Linked DNA regions of Mus musculus: region 1 is linked to region 2. The links are chromatin loops, found by intact Hi-C in ENCODE. Cell type or tissue: heart. All regions are shown on one strand. Each heading gives the region's core, and the rest is flanking DNA. Links, peaks and the distances in the headings are about the cores only. Region 1 has its middle 31 kb from the start of Gm25487. Region 2 has its middle 55 kb from the start of Gm40038.

Region 1 (8,883 bases), core at 4,023-6,522, 180 kb before region 2:
GCTATAATGATAATATTCAAATTTATCTTCACAAGAAGATAAAGGTTGAGTTTATCAAGAGGCCACAAGTGAGCAATAAAGTCTTCATTGTTGGAAACAGATAAATTAAAGATTTTGGATGATCTTGTTAAATATTCTGTAGTTGTCATTCTTAATGTTTTTCCTCAGTTTTCAATGGCTCCCTGCTCTTGTGGTGGCTGCTTCCCCACTCCCTGATGCTTCTTCGGCTTCTTCCATGTGTTTGTAAAACGCTAGGACAGTATCAACCTCTGCTTCTTCCTCTCCCTTCCTGAATTCCTTTGTCCTTTCCCTTCCTTCCACCACTTCTCAGTTCTTTACACCTCACCTCACGACCAACGACAGAAAAAAGAAAAACAGCATGCAAGCAAAGGAACGTGTTTCCTGACAGGAGGGAGAAGTACAGCACACGCTTACTCGCTTTACCTATCAGAAACCCTACATCTTGGTCAAGGTCACCATGTTAATCTGCAAGGGCTGCCACAGCCAAGCGCTGCTGTGTGACTTTAACAACAGATTGTCTTAGGATTCTGGAGGCTAGAAGGCTAAGATTAAAGATGTAAAGAAAGCCCAGAGTCTGAAGAGATAACTCATTGGTAAAGTGTCTGTCAGCTAACTGTGAGGACCTGGCTTCAGAGCCCCAGAACCCACATTAAAAATCCAGGTGTGGTTGTGCATGTCTGTAGTGATGATGTAACCAAGGGAGACAGAGACAGATGGATCCTGGAGCTCTCTGGACAGATGGTCTAGCTAACAAGTGAGCTCCGGGTTCAACATTTCAGCCCTAGATGAAGAGCTACATGTGGCCAGTGGCTTCTAAGAGAAGAACAATCACCTGTCTCCCTCCTTTTCAATAGGTGGTCCAACCCAGTAGTCAGCCATGGACACAAGTACATGTGGGCAAAGGTAAACAGACTCAATAGATTGTAGAGTAGGTTGAACACACACATGTATTCACACATGCACATATGCACACACACACACACACACACACACACACACACACACACACACACACACATAACCATTAAAGAAGACATCATGAATGAAGTGAGTTCAGGAGAGAGGGCACGAAGGAGGAGTTGGAAGATAGACAGAGGAGCTAGCATGTAGATCCAGTGTTGTTCACCTATGAAGCTCTCAAAAACTAAGGAGAAAAGTTGAGGAAGACACATGACATCTACATCTAGCCTCCACATGTCTGTGCATGCCCCACACATGAACACATATACAACATAGTCACATGCACACACAGAGAGTCAAACATTAAAAAAAAAAGTCAATAAGGTTAGTGTCTGAGGCGGCTGCTCTTGTAAGGGTCCATGATTTGAGGAAGAATAACACCCTGGACTCAGGATATAAACTCAAAGAGTGTTTTATTCTGCAGAAGTCCAGCATGCTGGCATCTCCCCATTACCAAGACAGACCCCCCAAGTGAGCTTTAGGCCTAATTTAAAGCACATTAGGGAACTCTGGGATGGGTGACCTCTATGTTAATCTGTTGGGTCCATCTCAAAGGACATTTCATTACCTGGGTGTGGGGGCTGGAACCTTGCTGGGGAGGTCTGGGAACTACTACTGAGGAAGTAGCTGAGGAAAATCTGGAAACTGCTGCTGACCCATTGCCCCTGCCTCAGGCCAGGTGTCTGGGACATTACATTACCTGGGGCTGAAGGCTGGAGCCTAGGGTTTTTCTATTCACCTAGGCTTGCCTGGACTTGCTCAGGTTTAGGCCCTGTCTCCTTAACTGCCAGTTTGAAGTCTGTCATGGAGTCAGCCTAGCCTTCTCCCTCTCTTTAGTGTTGGGCTGGTTATCTGCCTTCCCTGTCCCCATAATCTTCCATTTGTGTGCAAAGGGGTTCTGTGCCTCACTCTGAGTGACCACAGCTTGGCCTCACGCTTCTCCTCAGTTGCCTTCTCAAATGGCTTCGCTGAAAGGCAGAACACAACTTTTGAGAAGAGGAAGCAACCCTGAGCACATCCTCATATTTTCAGAAGTGCTGACCCTGAGGGAATTTGAATTCCTGCCATGTGGCTTCTTTACAGTTTTTTGTTTTTTTTGTTTTTAATATGTGGTTTTGTCCTATTTAACCCTTTGATGGAAATGGTGGTGCATTTTGTTTACATTTTCCATATGAGGAAAAAGCAAACAATTATTATCTGGTCAGCAAAAATGAAATGAAGGCAATTTTCAAAATTCACTGCCTTTTCACTATGAATTTTTTTATTTTTATTTTTTAGAGACAGGGATTCTTTGTATAGTCCTGGCTGTCCTAGAACTTGCTTTGTAGACTAAGCTAGCCTCAAACCCAGATATCTGTGCCTCTGTCTCTGCCTGTCTCTGCCCCTCTGCCCCTCTGCCTCTGCCTCCCAATTGCTGAGATTTAAGGCATACACCACCATGTCCTGACTCAATACGATTTTTATAGTGAATTGATGTGAAAGATCCATAAATAGTTCCAAACTACTTATACATTTGTCAGAGACGTATATGGGGACCATATAGGGACCTTAGTATCACCTTGACTGAATTTTAGTCATCTACAGACAGACCTCTAGTGGCTGTGAAGGTGGTTTTGGAGAGGGTTAGCAGAGAAGTCAAGACCTACCCAGCACTTCCCACAGTCTGGGGTTCCATACTGAATAAAAGGGAAAGAAAGAAGGCAAGATGAGCACCAACGTTCATCTTTCAAATTGTATTTGTGGTGTGTGTGTGTGTGTGTGTGTGTGTGTGTGTGTGTGTGTGCACATGTGCATATCTGTGTCCATTCGTGGAAGTTAGAAGACATCTTGCAGGCGTCAGTTGTCTCCTATGATGTGGACCCTGGGACTTGAACTCAGGTTGTTAGGATTGGCATCAAGCCACTTACCTCTCAAGGTCATCTCCAGCTCACCATTCATGCCCTGTATTAAGCTGCTTTGTCCTCCGACCCACTTTGTGCTCTGACCTCGGTGCATTCTCTGCCATGACAAGCTGTGTATCCTTTAACTGCTAGCCCAAACAAACCCTTGGTTTTTTTGTTTGTTTGTTTGTTTTTGTTTTTGTTTTTGTTTTTTTTTTTTTTTTTTTTTTCGAGACAGAGTTTCTCTTTATAGCTCTGGCTGTCCTGGAGCTCACTTTGTAGACCAGGCTGGCCTCGAACTCAGAAATCCTCCTGCCTCTGCCTCCCGAGTGCTGGGATTAAAGGCGTGTGTCACCACGCCCGGCTTTTTTTTTTTCCTTGTTTTCTTAAGGTGCTTTTTCTCAAGTGTTTGGCTAGAGCAATGGTCTAATGTGGGGATTTGGTTAACTCCCAGGTGAAAATCAGTAAAAAATAAGGCTTTGTAACAGCAATTCTTTGCAGAGTGGGTTTAGAAGCCAGTGCTGGAAGCCAATCTTGGAAGGTGTCACCCTCCATTTTGCCGAGTGTCTCTGATTTTTCTCTTGCAGAACTATTCCATGCACCTCCCTAACTTCATAAACACTGGTACATCTTGTGCTGTGCCCATCACTTTAGGAAGCCATTTGGCCGTTCCGACGGCGGAACTGTGCAAGGTGCCTCCCGAGCTCACGCTCTTCACACTTGGTTTGGTTTTGTTCCCTTGTTGGTTTGAATGTTCCGTCTCAGACAAGAGATGAAATTTCCATTGTTCTCCTGGCTCTTTCGGGAAGTAAACCCAAATCTGTCTTATTGAAGAAAAATCATAATTCCTTTTGCATGAAAAATAAAATCCAGTCTGAGGAAATGCCATAATGACCAAGATAATGGTTTATGTTATCTTTCAAATCAGTTCCAAGGAGAAATTAACCCTCATTATGGTCGAGCTGGTGATAAAGGGCTGACTGATTTCTTGCGTTCTGATGAGTGACTCATTCTTCAATGGTCAGGATAACAATAGTGATGACGGTGGTGGTGTGTCAAAGGGCTGGAGAGAGAGCTCGGTAGGTAAAATACTTCTACGCAAGCCTATTGACTTGAATTCAATGCCCAGAATCCACGGTGGGACGAGGTAACCGACTCCTGAAAGCCATCCTCTGACCTCCACCCATGCAGCACGGCACAAGACTCCTGTACTTGCATTTAAATACAATTATTATAAATGAAATATTTAGGATTCAGTGTATGAGATGACGCCTGCATTAGCTACTCTTTTGTGGCTATAACAAAATACCTGGCAAGAAGCAACTTAAAGAAAGAAGGGTTTTATTCTGGCTCACAGTTGAACAGGTTATCCTTCATCTTGGCTGGAGAGGAGGCTGGCAAGTCGAGTCACACTGCTTCAACCCTCAGGAAGCAGAGAGAGGTGACTGGTAGAATGAAGCTTCTCCTTACTCTTCCACCTATAAAATTCATTACCTTCACCTTTAAAATGGTTCGACCCTCCCGTGGTTAAGGAGGGTCTCCCACCTTAGTTAACTTAATCCTAGATAATCCCTCACAGGTGTGAGGAGAGGCTTGACTCCCCTGTCCTCTCCAGATGACACTCAGTGTCAACAATCAAGACCCCTATTTTGAGAGAGATCAACAAGTAAGGCTGCGGGGACCAATGGTGATTACAGTGACTCTATTACCAAGTACCAAATGCTTTGCTTCGGCTCTTCTCCCGGTTCCATAGATAAGGATTGTATGCAGGGTTGGGGTGGGGAAGCAGTAACTTCACATGACTCTTCCAAAGTCACCCCACAGAAGCAAGGGAGAGAGGGGAATCAATATGGACTGCCGCTAGACTGTCAGACCCAATTCACCCAACGTGTATCAATTTAAAGCCATAAAATCTGGGTAGGAGAAGAGTTTGCCAAAATGACAGGCTGGGTTTTTTAAATCTTCTATATCGTATTTCCTGGCCCAGCTCCTCCAAGAACTGTCCCTGTTCTGAGTTTCCGTATCCTAGAAGGAAGTCCACCTGCCAGAAAGACCGAGCCTTCACCGAGGGTGACTCTCCAAGTGCGTTAAAGGTTATTTATGTAAAAGATCATTGCATTGTGTTTTGGCATGCAAAAATTCCTCTCTCCCCAAGATACAGGAACACCCTCCAGTTATAGATCAAAACAGAAGAAGGTGTCGTTTGGGCTCTCAAACACCCGTTCCCAGCGTCTTTGGTTCAGAAAATAATTTTCTGGTTTTATGTTCCTGTGAGTGCCTCCCTCTGTTGGCTTCTCTGAATCTCAGTGATTCTTGCTTCCACACTCACCAAGGACAACCACCTCAGCATGGGGGTGGGGCAAGCCCACCCAGTCTAAGGAGTGAGGGAGGGGAAGAGCAAGCCACCTGTCACAGGGTGAGAAACTCTCCATCATGCAGAACTTTCCCACACGAGGATCACAGAGGCTCCATCTAGATCCAGGGGACCCACTGGTTGTCAGAGCCTCTATTTGACTCCCACACCCTGCAAAAATCCTCTAGGGCAGCAAGCACAGCAGGACCTGCCTTTAACAACCACCGGGTGTCAGTCAGTGGCTCTCAGGAGTGTGGGCCACACTGCTTAACTCCACCACTGACCTCATTGGGGACAGCTTTGTTTGATTTTCACAGAGCAGAACATGTAGATCTCTCCATCATAAACACACACACACACTCTCCAGAGCACAAATAAACAACCATGTACACTGGTAAATGTGTTTGCATTATTTAACCCAACCAGACGAAAACGAAGCGTGTGAACAGCCCTGCATATAAAGTACCGGGGAGTAACTTGCCTGTAATCTGTCTTGTACAACACAGCCTTTGCCACTCAAGCTACGCACGCGATCCAGACCCTGGAAATGTTCTATTTTTAGATGGGCTTTGTACACTATACTATTGACAAAGAGCGCTGTTAAATCCTCTGAATAGCAGCCAAAAAGTTGGGTGAGAACCCAGAAACCTGCCTCCTAGATCAGCATGCTAATCAAGCCAGAGCGATCTCTAAAGATCCTGTCCTTTTGTCTCAGCAGAAGTGGTCAGCAGAAGCGCAAAGGACACGGGGGCAGGGGTGGGGATGGGGGCGAAGGAGGTGATTATCCGCAGTTGTTTTACTCCTAGATAACAGGTCATTCGCCCACAATTCGGCGGATTTAAGCTGCTCTTTGTCAAAGTCACTTTCAGAAAAGATTTGACTATTTATTTACAAGGGAGGGGGTGTGACGGCAGCAGGTGCGTCATGGAAATCTCAGACGTGGTAGATTCAAAGCTGCTGGGGCCAGGTCACATGACTGCCTGCCTGCATCCTGGCACGCATATACTCCACCCCGACAAGCTTATGTCAGCCTAGCCACGTGGCCACACAGGGAGAACGGGAAGAAAATCTTAGGCAAACTGCCCATAAGAGGTGCGTGGGGAATGAGGCAATAGAGAGAAAAGGTTTGCAATACAGGAGGCGAGGGGAAGCGTTCGACACTGACATTTCTGCAACCACTGAGAAATCTGCCCTTTCCTGAGCTCGCAAGGGGCTAGGGGTAACAGACACCACTAGGCTAATTCTGGATAAAGTGGGCAAAATTATTTTTTATTGGTTAAGCACATTTTTCGCCTATTATTTTTGCTTCCACGCAAATTGCTCACTTTAAAAACTTTACTTTTTAAAAAAATAAATTTTATTTATTAGTGTACATGAAAGCGTGAGTGACTGTGTGTGCATGCGTGCATGTGTGCACAGGCACGAGTGGGCTCACATGTGTGAGCATGGCATCTGTGTGGAGATCAGAGGGCAACTTGTAGGGGGTCATTTCTCCTTTCCACGGGAGAGTTCCAGATGCTGACCTCAGATCATCCAACTTTCACCTACTAGCCACATTGCAGGCCTCAAAACGTCTTGCACTCACTTGTCCATGCGTTGTGACTGGTGTAGTGGGCCGGATGGTCTGAGACCTCCCTGGTGGCATCATACAGTTCCCTGCTTCTGCCAGTTCCTTGTAGGCCTTTTATTACTTTCTTTAAAAAAAAAAAAAAAGCAACAAGTTCTCATTTAGATCAGGCTGACCTCAAATTTACCATCTAGCTAAAGATGACATTGAACTTCTAATCTTCCTGCCTCCACCTGTCAAGGCTGGGATTACAGCCCTGAGCCACTAAAAGGGGGCATATATAGTGCTGATAGTAGGGCCCAGGACTAAATGAGTACTAGGCAAACTCTCTATATCTAATACCACAGCTGTTCCTTCAGTATTTATCGTGTTAAAGGGTCCTTGTACCTGTCACTGTCATGAGAGTCTTGTGCTCAGGTGATAAGTAACATGGAGGCTTACCATTAAGTCCCTGTGTATCAGGCTCTGTTTTAGGCTGGTTCTTCTAAAGCTGCATCCTTACCAATGGCCCACTCAGTCAGGTATCTTTCTTGCCTTCTGGGAAAGTACTGAAGCACACAGAAGGGTACTCAACCAAAGACAGTAAGCAATCAGTGATAAACTGCAAACTCACATCTGGGTTTGCTAAGCTTTCTCTATTATACCAGGCAATGTCATCTGCAAATGTGAACCTAGGCTGTATATCGCAGGACAACTGGGTTTGCTTTGATGAAACTGAATTGCATGTTGCTGACAGTTATTTTAACACCCTCAATATGTTTATTTATTAAAAAAAATAGTATTTGACAATGTTTGAAATTTCACTAGCAATACAAAGCTTGCCAGTTGCAACTTTTGTCTAACGTTTTTTGATTCATATTACACACTCTAATCCCACTCCTTTCCCCTCCGTTTGTATCTGCCCTCAGTCCTTGCAACCTCCTCAGAAAAGAAAACAAAAAAATAAAAATAAATTAAAAGAAAGGAAAGAAGAAACAAACAAACTCATTTCACTAATGAAGCTGCAGTGTGTCATGGTATCATACAGTATACAGTTTTGTCCAAATGTCTTTACTTGCAAATGTTCATTGCAATGAGTCTGGTATGATTTGAAGCCTCTGGCTTCTGCTAAACTGTCAATACTGGATCCTCACCGGGGCTCCTCTTGGATATCCTGTTGTTGCCCTCCATATCCATGGAGACCCTGCAGCTTTATCTCTGCAGGACTGGTCCCTTCATGTGCTCCAGTAGCTCATAGATGTGGTAGATGTTCGGGTGGGCCAATTCAAAGCCCTGAATGTGGGCCTGGGTGGTAGCTGAATTGGTCAGTCTGCCAGCTCTCCTGCACCCACACCCAGGGCAAGATCTCCAGCTTTGCCCCGTGCTAGCTCACCCATGTGTTGGGCTGGCTCAACCACTCTAAAGCCCTTGGAGGCAGCTCACTCACCTGCCACAGGCAGTGAGAGGCTGAAGGGAAAGCATTTATCCCCGGCCCATGCCACCACTCACGAGGGGCAGGGCTAGCTCTCCTGAACTCCCGCCCTCAGGGAATGGCTTGCTTGCTACAACTTTTAATTCTTCAATATTTTCTAACTATTCCATTTGTCCTGATCTTCCCTATGGATTCTTATGCTAACTTGGGTCGATAGGAAAAAGCACAGTGGGTGAATCCAGCTTGCTTTAGAGGTGTAGAAAGAGATGAGATAAGAATGGCATTCCTATCCTCCGCTGCTGGTGGGATTGCAAGCTTGTACAGCCACTCTGGAAATCAGTTTGGTGGTTCCTCAGAAAATTAGACATAATACTACCTGAGGAGCCAGCAATGTCACTCCTGGGCATATACCCAGAAGATGCTCCATCATGTAATAAGAACACATGCTCCACTATGTTCATAGCAACCATATTTATAATAGCCAGAAGCTGGAAAGAACCCAGATGTCCCTCAACAGAAGAATGGGATACAGAAAATGTGGTACATTTACACAATGGAGTACTACTCAGATATTAAAAACAATGATTTATGCAATTTGTAGGCAAATGGATGAATCTGAAGTATATCATCCTGAGTGAGGTAACCCAATCACAAAAGAACATACATGATATGCACTCACTGATAAGTGTAT
Region 2 (8,883 bases), core at 3,255-5,754:
CCTCTGTCATGCACCCACCTGCACACATCTGCTTCCTGTGGGTGTTTTTAGGAGAGCTGTGGAGCCAGTGAGGAAAACAGGACTAGATTAGGTATGGTGGGTGGTTCCAGCCTGATTTTCAGAACTTGAGGCCATGCTTTGTGACCAAAGGTCTTGCCAGCCATGGGACAGGGAGTAAAGACTGAATCACCATAGCTGGGCTCTGAAGTGGCACACCGCTCTATAGCAACTGATTCTGTGAGGTTCTGCAAGCGTTAGAAACATGAGCAGGCCCCCACACTAGAAAGACATGTGCCCCCATGTGACAGATGGCATTAGGATGTACTACAACTGGTGACTTTGATCAAGTGGAAAACCTTGACATTTACACAAAAGAATGAGGCCATTTTAATGACATAAATCATCTTTAGGTCGATTTTTGTTTTCAGTCCCTGTGAACCCAAAAGCATAAAGGTCTGTCATTCAAGAAGGGACTGCATAGAGGCAACTTCTGAATCTTCCAAGGAGGTGCAGCAGTTCTGTATATATGTCCACAACCTGATTCTCTTCTTCCCAGGGCTCTACAAACACTTCACTCCTCTACCTTCTTAAGATCAAACTGGCCCATGTCTTAGTTTGGCAAAGGAAATACCAGATGTGATGTGTGTCACTCCTGGAACACAGACCGAGATGGCAAACAATCCACCAATTGGGTCTCAAAGCTGCTCAGCCAAGTAGATGCTCCACGAAGCTTTGGAAGTTGTTGTTATCCCAGTATGACTTCATTTCTCCTCCAGGTAGGGGGAGTCTATTGGAGACGTAACTAAGGGGAGCACAGCATGAGATCAAAGGTTGAACTGTCCTGGCCTCTTCCGAGCCCACAGGCAAATGTCTTGAAGGGTTCTTCCTGAAGTGGGCATGAGATCAGTGTCATCAGACTGGGCATAATAAATCTATACACTTTCAACTGCTCACTGAGAAGGCTCTAAATCACAGGGAACTATGTGAGAAGTCTCCTGAGCTGACATGAAATTGAGATTCATTAGGTGAACACTGTTTGCACAGTGATCATCCACTTCTCTGAGAGGGCCATGTTCCAAGATCACCCCTGGATGACTGATGCTTCAGATGATAGCAGAGCCTTCAGACTCCTCTATGGGCACAGTCTGATAGCACAGTGGCTACCCCACAGTGGGGCGAACAGATCACTTGGCCTAAATGACTCGTGTTCCCGACAGGATGCAATGGTGATACGAGATTCCACAAAGCCACCCAGAGTGGCGTATAACTTCAAATATAAATTATTCATCTCTAGAACTTCCCATATCCCTGATCGTGGCTGACTGAGAAGCTACTGGGAGTGAAACAATGAGCAAGTGGAAGACCCTTGAGTTAGACATGCCAGGAAGAGAGAAGAGGCTAGAACACTCTATTTCTTTCTATCATAGAACTCATAATCCACCTATTCCATTCAAACTTTCAACTGGAGACAACAGGTAATAAAAATCTTTAGACAATGATCCGTGTAATACTGCAAAGCAACAGGATGGGTGACCAAATTCACTGTCCACAGAAGGTTCTGCAGGTGTACTTGGCGACTTTTGTCACCTCTGAAGACCTAACCACAATCTGTGCTCATGTCACAGACCATATGTTCCTGTTGGCATCTATGGCTGACACTGGCTCTGAATGAAGGAATAGAGGCGGGGTGTTCAGATTCTCAAGACAAGTAGCTGAGGAGAAGAGAGCACTTCCCAGTCCTGGGGTGCAAGTGGAAAAGACCAAACACTAACACTCTGTCTGTGGGGCCTGCCTTGCTTTGCCAGAGTCCCTCGGCATGACAAGGAGATGCCTGGAGGAAAGCAGAGCAGGGCCATGAGGCCATAGCATCTCTCTGGCCTGTGTCTACCATGAACTGTGTGCCCCTGCTCCAGATGGCTTGGCTCTACCAGCCAGGGCTGTGGCCAACTCACTGGGCAACAACCAATGCACTGATTGCCATATTCACCATGGGCACCGAGCAGTAGTATTCGACCTGTCTCTTAAACAAAGTATTAAGTGTCACTGAGGAAGATTTGCTTATTACACAGAGACTGGTATCTAATCTCTCCCAACCCAAACAAACACATGTTGTGCAAAGTTACATGCCACCACAGTTAAAACAGAGGTTCTGCACTTCAGCTGTCTGGAATCATTGAAGACTAGATGATTGTGGATGACTGAATTTCCACAAACATGGAGAGTTAAGAGTTCAAGCCTCAGGCCAGGCAGTGGTGGCACATGCCTTTAATCCCAGCACTTGGGAGGCAGAGGCAGGAGTATTCCTGAGTTCGAGGCCAGCGTGGTCTACAAAGTGAGTTCCAGGACAGCCAGGGCTACACAGAGAAACCCTGTCTCAAAAAACCAAAAAAGGAAAAAAAAAAAAAAGTTCAACCCTCTGGGCTGTGCAAAGGTGGTTCAGTGACTAAGAATAGTTGCTGCTCTTGCAGAGGACCAACATTTGGGTCCCAGCATCCACGCAGCAGCTTACAAATACCTGTAACTCCAGTTACAGGGTATCCAATACCCTCTTCTAGCCTCCAAGAGCACATTGATACATGTAATGCACATACAAACAAGCAGGCACACACAGATAGATAGATAGATAGATAGATAGATAGATAGATAGATAGATAGATAGATAGATAGATAGAGATGATAGATAGATAGATAGATAGATAGATAGATAGATAGATAGATAGATAGATAGATAGATAGATAGATAGATATAGATGATAGATAGATAGATAGATAGATAGATAGATAGATAGATAGATAGATAGATAGATAGATAGATAGATAGATGGATGGATGGATGGATGGATGGATGGATGGATGGATGGATGGATGGATAGATAGATAGATAGATAGATAGATAGATAGATAGATAGATAGATAGATAGACAGACAGATATTTAAAGAGTTCAACTGTCCTCAAGTCTGAGAAACCCGTCAGAGAATGATAGCAGGGTGCCCACCATTGCTGAGCCTGGGAGAACATTATCACTCTCAGTAATTTGCCAGTGTCTTCAACATTCCTCCTGAGAAGAAGGGCAGCTCTTTCTGAAGGTGATGATGCTTGGGCAGCATTCCTCTGGTGGCCTGGCTCCAAAGCTCTCTACAGACAGATGTGTAGTGTGCCAGTTCATTCTCCTCTTCCTCCTTGCCCTGACCATCAACTGGAAATCTTGAGTGTGTAGTCATTGAGTAACAGCTTCATAGATCAGACACTGAAACGCTGTATACAGGAAACACAAACCATGTGGCCGTGTTCCTGGACTGAGGACAGATTGTTGAGGTCACAAGGCTGAAGAAATGAGCCAATGAGAAGATGCTGGGTCAAAGCCAAGTCAAGTGGGATCCCACAATGATGGACACAGAGTCCTAGCCTCTGTAATGGATAAGGTGGACATAGGAAGTCCCTGAGTTGGCCCTAGGTCCTAGGTGCTGTGGCCTGCCATGGGACACTAGTTATCCATAACAGTCTTGCCCCTGAATCACGTTCAAAACCCTGTCAGCAGGCCACCTCAGTGTGTCCCAGCAATTGCTCTCCAAATATTCAGGCAGGATACATGAAGAAGGGTGGGTCCCAGAGACCTAGACGCTGACCTGTCTACCCAGCCTTGACGCTCCCTCGTGTATGTCAGCAAATGCTTTTCGTGTCAGGCATCTGATACTTAGCATGGCAGGTTATACTGTCACTCATTCCTGCAGGGTTTGACGCTGTCTCAACATCTATTTGCTCTGCAGAATATTTTTAGCAGGAGATTGGGAGAAGGGTTGCTGAGAGAGTCGGTGGGGAAGAAAAAAAGCTGTCCTGATGTAGGCTGTGTCACATTCTCAATGCTGAGCTAAGTGCCTTGAACACATACATGTTCAAAGCGCAATTGCTAATAATGCAATTCCCACCTCCCCATGTTTATAAAAAGGAAGGACAGGAATTGAAAATAAGGCTCAGGGGATCCCTGGCAACTGCAGATCTTCCTTCCTCCCTCCAGGAGAAAGCCAGGGAACACCTAAGTGGTCTTAGAAAGATATGGCACAGAACAGGGGATTTCAAGGGGAAAAAAAAAGAAACCCTTTTCAAATACGTTTCAAACAGTCAACGCGCCTGTTTCCGGAACTCTCCAGAAGAACTGAGAGCTGAGAATGCTATGCCTCCCCCACCTCCACCCTCTAAACTGGCTTTCAGGTGACGCAATGACAAGACCTCTGCGGTGAGCTGTCTGGAGGGACACAGCCAGTCATCAGAGCAGGGGTGCTGCCATCTCTTGGATGTTCATGGCCAGAGCAAGACTCTGTCCCAGAAAGGATGGATTTCAGTGATAATATGAAATGTTACCGGGCAATCTGTTCTGAAATAATTGCTCTGCATGTTGGCCTTCTTTTCCTTTTTAGAATTTCAAAGGCATGGCAGGCGGAAAGCAGAGGCAGCCTGAGGGGCACCTAAATGACTAAATCCAGCCCACCACAAACCTAACTGCACAAAAGCTCTTCTCAATTAGTGGAATGCAATTAATGGTATTGTCGAAACACTCCTGTCACTTCAATCCAGTGCTATTTAGAGCTTCAATTTAGAACTGTGTGCAGATTTTAGGATGTGCAGTTTCTTAGCCACTGTGAGCAGTAACACCTAATCCCCGAGATTCACCTAAGTTTCAACATAGAGAGTAATGGCAGCCTTCTTTCCCATCCTTACACACACAGACACACATCCACTCACACACATGCACTCAGACATACACATACACACACAATCTTATATACACATTTTGGGGTACATACACATAGGCTCAATTTTACTCTCATACAGATACATACAGGCACATATACACAGAGGCTCATACACACAAAGATATATATTTTCTTTCTCTCTCTCTCTCTCTCTCTCATATATATATATACATACACACATATACATATATACATATATATGCAGAAGCACACACAGATGTTCACACATATATACATACACATATACCCAAGCATACATGCACACAGGGCTCATGTATTCATTCAAATATATAAATATATATATATATATATATATATATATATATACACACACACACACATATCCTCTCTTTCTTTAATACACACACACACAGAGGCTCATATACACACTAACATGCATGTATACACCCACACAGGCACACATAAATACAGTCTCCTGTACTCATTCACTGGAGAGCATCCCAGCTCAGCCATCACAACATCCCCCTCCCCAGTGGAAAACTGGATGTGTCCACATTGGAAATATCTAGGGTGTTCTGAAGTAGGATACAAATTCCAAGGCTTTCATTGCATGATGGTCCTTTTGAAATATTTATATTGATTGGCCCAGTTCCTGAGAGGAAATAGGTGTTTCTCTGATTCTCCCAAGTATAGGTCATTTTAGCTGTTGGCTTGTCATATATTTTTTTTAATCTCCACATTTCCCTGCAGATGTGAAAGGAAGATTTAAACAGCAATGTTAGCTGCTTTGGGCTAGATTTTCAAAGCTACGCCAGGGGAGGTGAAAGCACAAATCCTGTTATTGTTACAGGATTAATGCACAGAAGTCCCAGAATACCACTTTGGAAATGTAGCCTAGGAATATTATTTTAATATACTGTGTGTTATTTTTAGACCCAGCTATAGTCCAATTATCAGCTGGTGTATCAAAATGGAGACAAGACAGAGCTGTCGTTAATCCAGAATTCTAGTGAGATTTTTGGTATTTGTGTTTTCTTATCTCTTAGATATCTGGATTATTTGGAAGGAAAATTGGACAGAAACCACTGCAGCTGTTCCCTACCTGTTCTGTTGCTATAGAGGCTGCTGCTTAGAGTGCTGGTTCTATAGAATGTTTTGGCCCAGTTCCCTCGTCCCCAGGGGAGAGAGATTGTGCGAAGAGAGGCATTAAATCCTGAGATCTTTTGACCGTGTCACAAAAAAGCTGAAATCAACCATAGGACACACATGACTTCAAGGCAGCAAGCCATGGTTTCTGCCTCCAGTTATTTCTGTTTCTGCTTTGACACATCTTAGATTGTTATCCAAAAATAACTACCTGCAGAAGGTCTTCCATGGAGTGGCTTGGCTCCAAGTTGCCCCTATGGGCATCAGTGGGCACTCGCTGATTCTTCAGACCCCTGCTGTGGCTTTATTAAGCCATGCTTGTCTTTCTTTTCGGCTTCAGGAAATGTATAGAAAAGAGATGGCTACAGCTCTGGGACCGAGATGCATCCAACCCAGGAGATAAGTGGAAGCCTTTCAGTTGGAGAAGAAACACTGGCTTTGGGGACTGAGAAGGTGACTCGGTGGACAAACTGCCCCTGTGCGTTTGTGAGGGCCGGAGTTTGGATCCACAGAACCCACATTAAAGCCAGACGGGTAAAATAGTCACCTAGTCACCTTTAATCCTGGCACTTGGGAGACAGAGACAGGGTCTCCAGAACACTGAAGGGAGCTATGATAGGCAATATTGATGAGCTCTGGACCCATCAAGGACCTGCTTCAGGGAACACGGAGGAAACAGTCAGGAAGACACCTGGTATCAACTTTTGAACCTTACATGCACATGGATGTGAACATTCAAAAAAAAAGCATTCATACAACACACATACACATGCAAAAAAAATAATAAAGAGGCATTTACACAAGAGTTTTCTGAGTTTCAAATCTCAGGAGTGTCTCCTGTTATCTCAGAGTGGGGTCGGGGCGTTGCTCTGCGGTGCAGCCCATAAGCAAAGACCTGTGCTTGATCTCCAACACACACACGTACACACACACACACACACACACACACACACACACACACATCTCTCAGCATCCCTGGAGGATAGGTTCCAGCACCCCAGCACATACTAAAACCCATCAAAGCTCAAATCCATATATGAAATGGAATATTTGTGTATAAGGGACACACAATTTTCCACATCCTTTCTCTTGGTTCCTTATAACACAGTGTAAATGCTGTGCAAATCACTAGGGGGTACTATACATGCCAAGCATCTGCTCTCCTTTTTCCATCTCTTCCTCCTCCTCCTTTTCGTCCTCCTCTTCCTTCTCCTCCTCCACCACCTCCTCCTCCTCTTCTTCATCCTTCTCCTCCTCCATCGCCTCCTCCTCCTCTTCCTCCTCCTCCACCTAGTTGATCCCTCAGATAGAGAAGTTGTGGATAAGGAGGACTGACTATTAAGAACAAGCCTGTTTATTTAGTTCCAAGTGAGAAGCGGTGGATAAGGCACATCCCATTCAGCAAACGTGGGCATTTTTGTAAATTTTGTCCGTGCTCTCTAGAGCAGTGGGCTGACAAGCCTTGCTAACACCCATGTCAGGGACCTGATGTGTGTCTCATGTGGCTCTAACTCAAATTACAAGTCAACTTTCCTGTATAATCGGCACACAAAGATTAAGCTGTAAGTTGGACTGAAGGAAACTGTCGGGTTTGGTTCTCAGAGTGAACCATTCTTAACCAGTGATCTTCATCTCTGAGGCAGATATGATTGGGTCCTAGACTCTTAAAACCCAGAAATGTATGGACAGCACACACTGGAGTCAATGGCCTATTGAATCTTTTAAAAAGGACACAAAGCTGGGAGGTATGGAGGCAGAGGTGGACCTGGGAGGTCAAAACATAGGACACAAAATGTTCAAAGAATTCATCAAACATTGATCTATCATGACTGCCCTCTGAAAGGCCCAGCAAGCAGCTGAAAGTCAGATGCAGATACTTGCGCCCAACCAATGGACAGAAGTTGCTGGCCACTTGTGGCTAAATTAGGGAAAAGCTGGAAGCTGAGGAGGGAAACCCTGTAGGAAAACCAGTGGTCTTAATTAACCTGGCTCCCAGGATCTTTCAGACAGTGAGCCACTAACCAGGCAGCATACACCAGTTGATACGAGGTCCCTGACACCTATACAGCAGAGGACTTGCAGGGTCTGGGCTCAGTCAGAGAAGATGTACCTAATCCTTGAGAGACTTGAGGCCCCGGGGAGTGGGGAGGTCACGTGGGGTGGGGTAGACCAGGTGAGGGGGAGGAGGAGGAGGTGTGAAATGCAGAACACTGGGAGGATGAACAGGAAGTGGATAAAGTCTGGACTGTGAAAAAAGATTAAAGAATATTTTTTTTAAAAACTGCAAAAAAAAAATAAATTAAATTTAAAAAGTCCCAGAAGTGTCTTCAGGTATAGCATTGGAAGTAAAAATAGGTCAATTAATTTTTCTTATGAGAATTCTTACATGCATACAATATATAAAAGACTTATGCCCTAGTTAGGATTATTGTAACTGTGATAAATACTGTGACCAAAAATAACTTCAGGAGGAAAGAGTTTATTTGGCTTAAGCTTCTACATAATTGTTGATTATTGAAAGAAATCAGGACAGGAATTCAAACAAGGCAGGAACCTAGAGGCAGGAACTGATGCAGAGGCCAATAAAGGAGTGCTACTTACTAGCTTGCTTCCTCTGGCCTGCTCAGCCTGCTTTCTTAGAGAACCCAGGACAACCAGCCCAGGGATGGCACCACCAAAAATAGGCTGGGCCTCCCACATCAATCACTAAGAAAATACCCTATAGGCTTGCCTACAGTCCAATCATCTGGACACAATTGATGTTCCCTCCTCTCAAATATCTTGTGTCAAGTTGACATAAAGCTAGCCAACACAAAGCCGCACACCTTTATTCCCAGCACTCAGCAGGCACAGGCAGGCAGATCTCTAAGTTGAAGTCCAGCCTGGTCTAATGAGTGAGTTCCAGAACAGCCAAGACTACACAGAGAAACCATGGGTGGGGGTGGGGCAGCCAGCACAATATCTTAGGAATATATACTATTAGAATGTCAAACATTATAATAGTCTACGAATATCCCTTTTTCT

The links. Hi-C counts contacts between places; a loop is a spot of excess contacts. Peaks named below come from ENCODE experiments on the same cell type or tissue, not always from the same donor. Only the 100,000 strongest peaks of a DNase experiment are listed, where the experiment ranks them.
Region 1: a loop joins it to region 2, with 5 times the contacts of the local background. A loop is called at or near these places in 2 of 42 quality-filtered maps.

What each region holds. Positions count from the first base shown.
Region 1 is chr3:41,405,947-41,414,829 of GRCm38, reverse strand. No RefSeq gene overlaps it. Among named protein-coding and RNA genes, the nearest start is that of Gm25487, 31 kb to the left of the region's middle. In heart, for the core only: a CTCF peak has its summit at 5,434; a DNase peak (open chromatin) is centred at 6,189; H3K4me3 peaks cover 1,171 bases; H3K27ac peaks cover 1,723 bases.
Region 2 is chr3:41,224,060-41,232,942 of GRCm38, reverse strand. No RefSeq gene overlaps it. Among named protein-coding and RNA genes, the nearest start is that of Gm40038, 55 kb to the right of the region's middle. In heart, for the core only: a CTCF peak has its summit at 4,292 (motif pointing left); a DNase peak (open chromatin) is centred at 4,222; H3K4me3 peaks cover 346 bases; H3K27ac peaks cover 400 bases.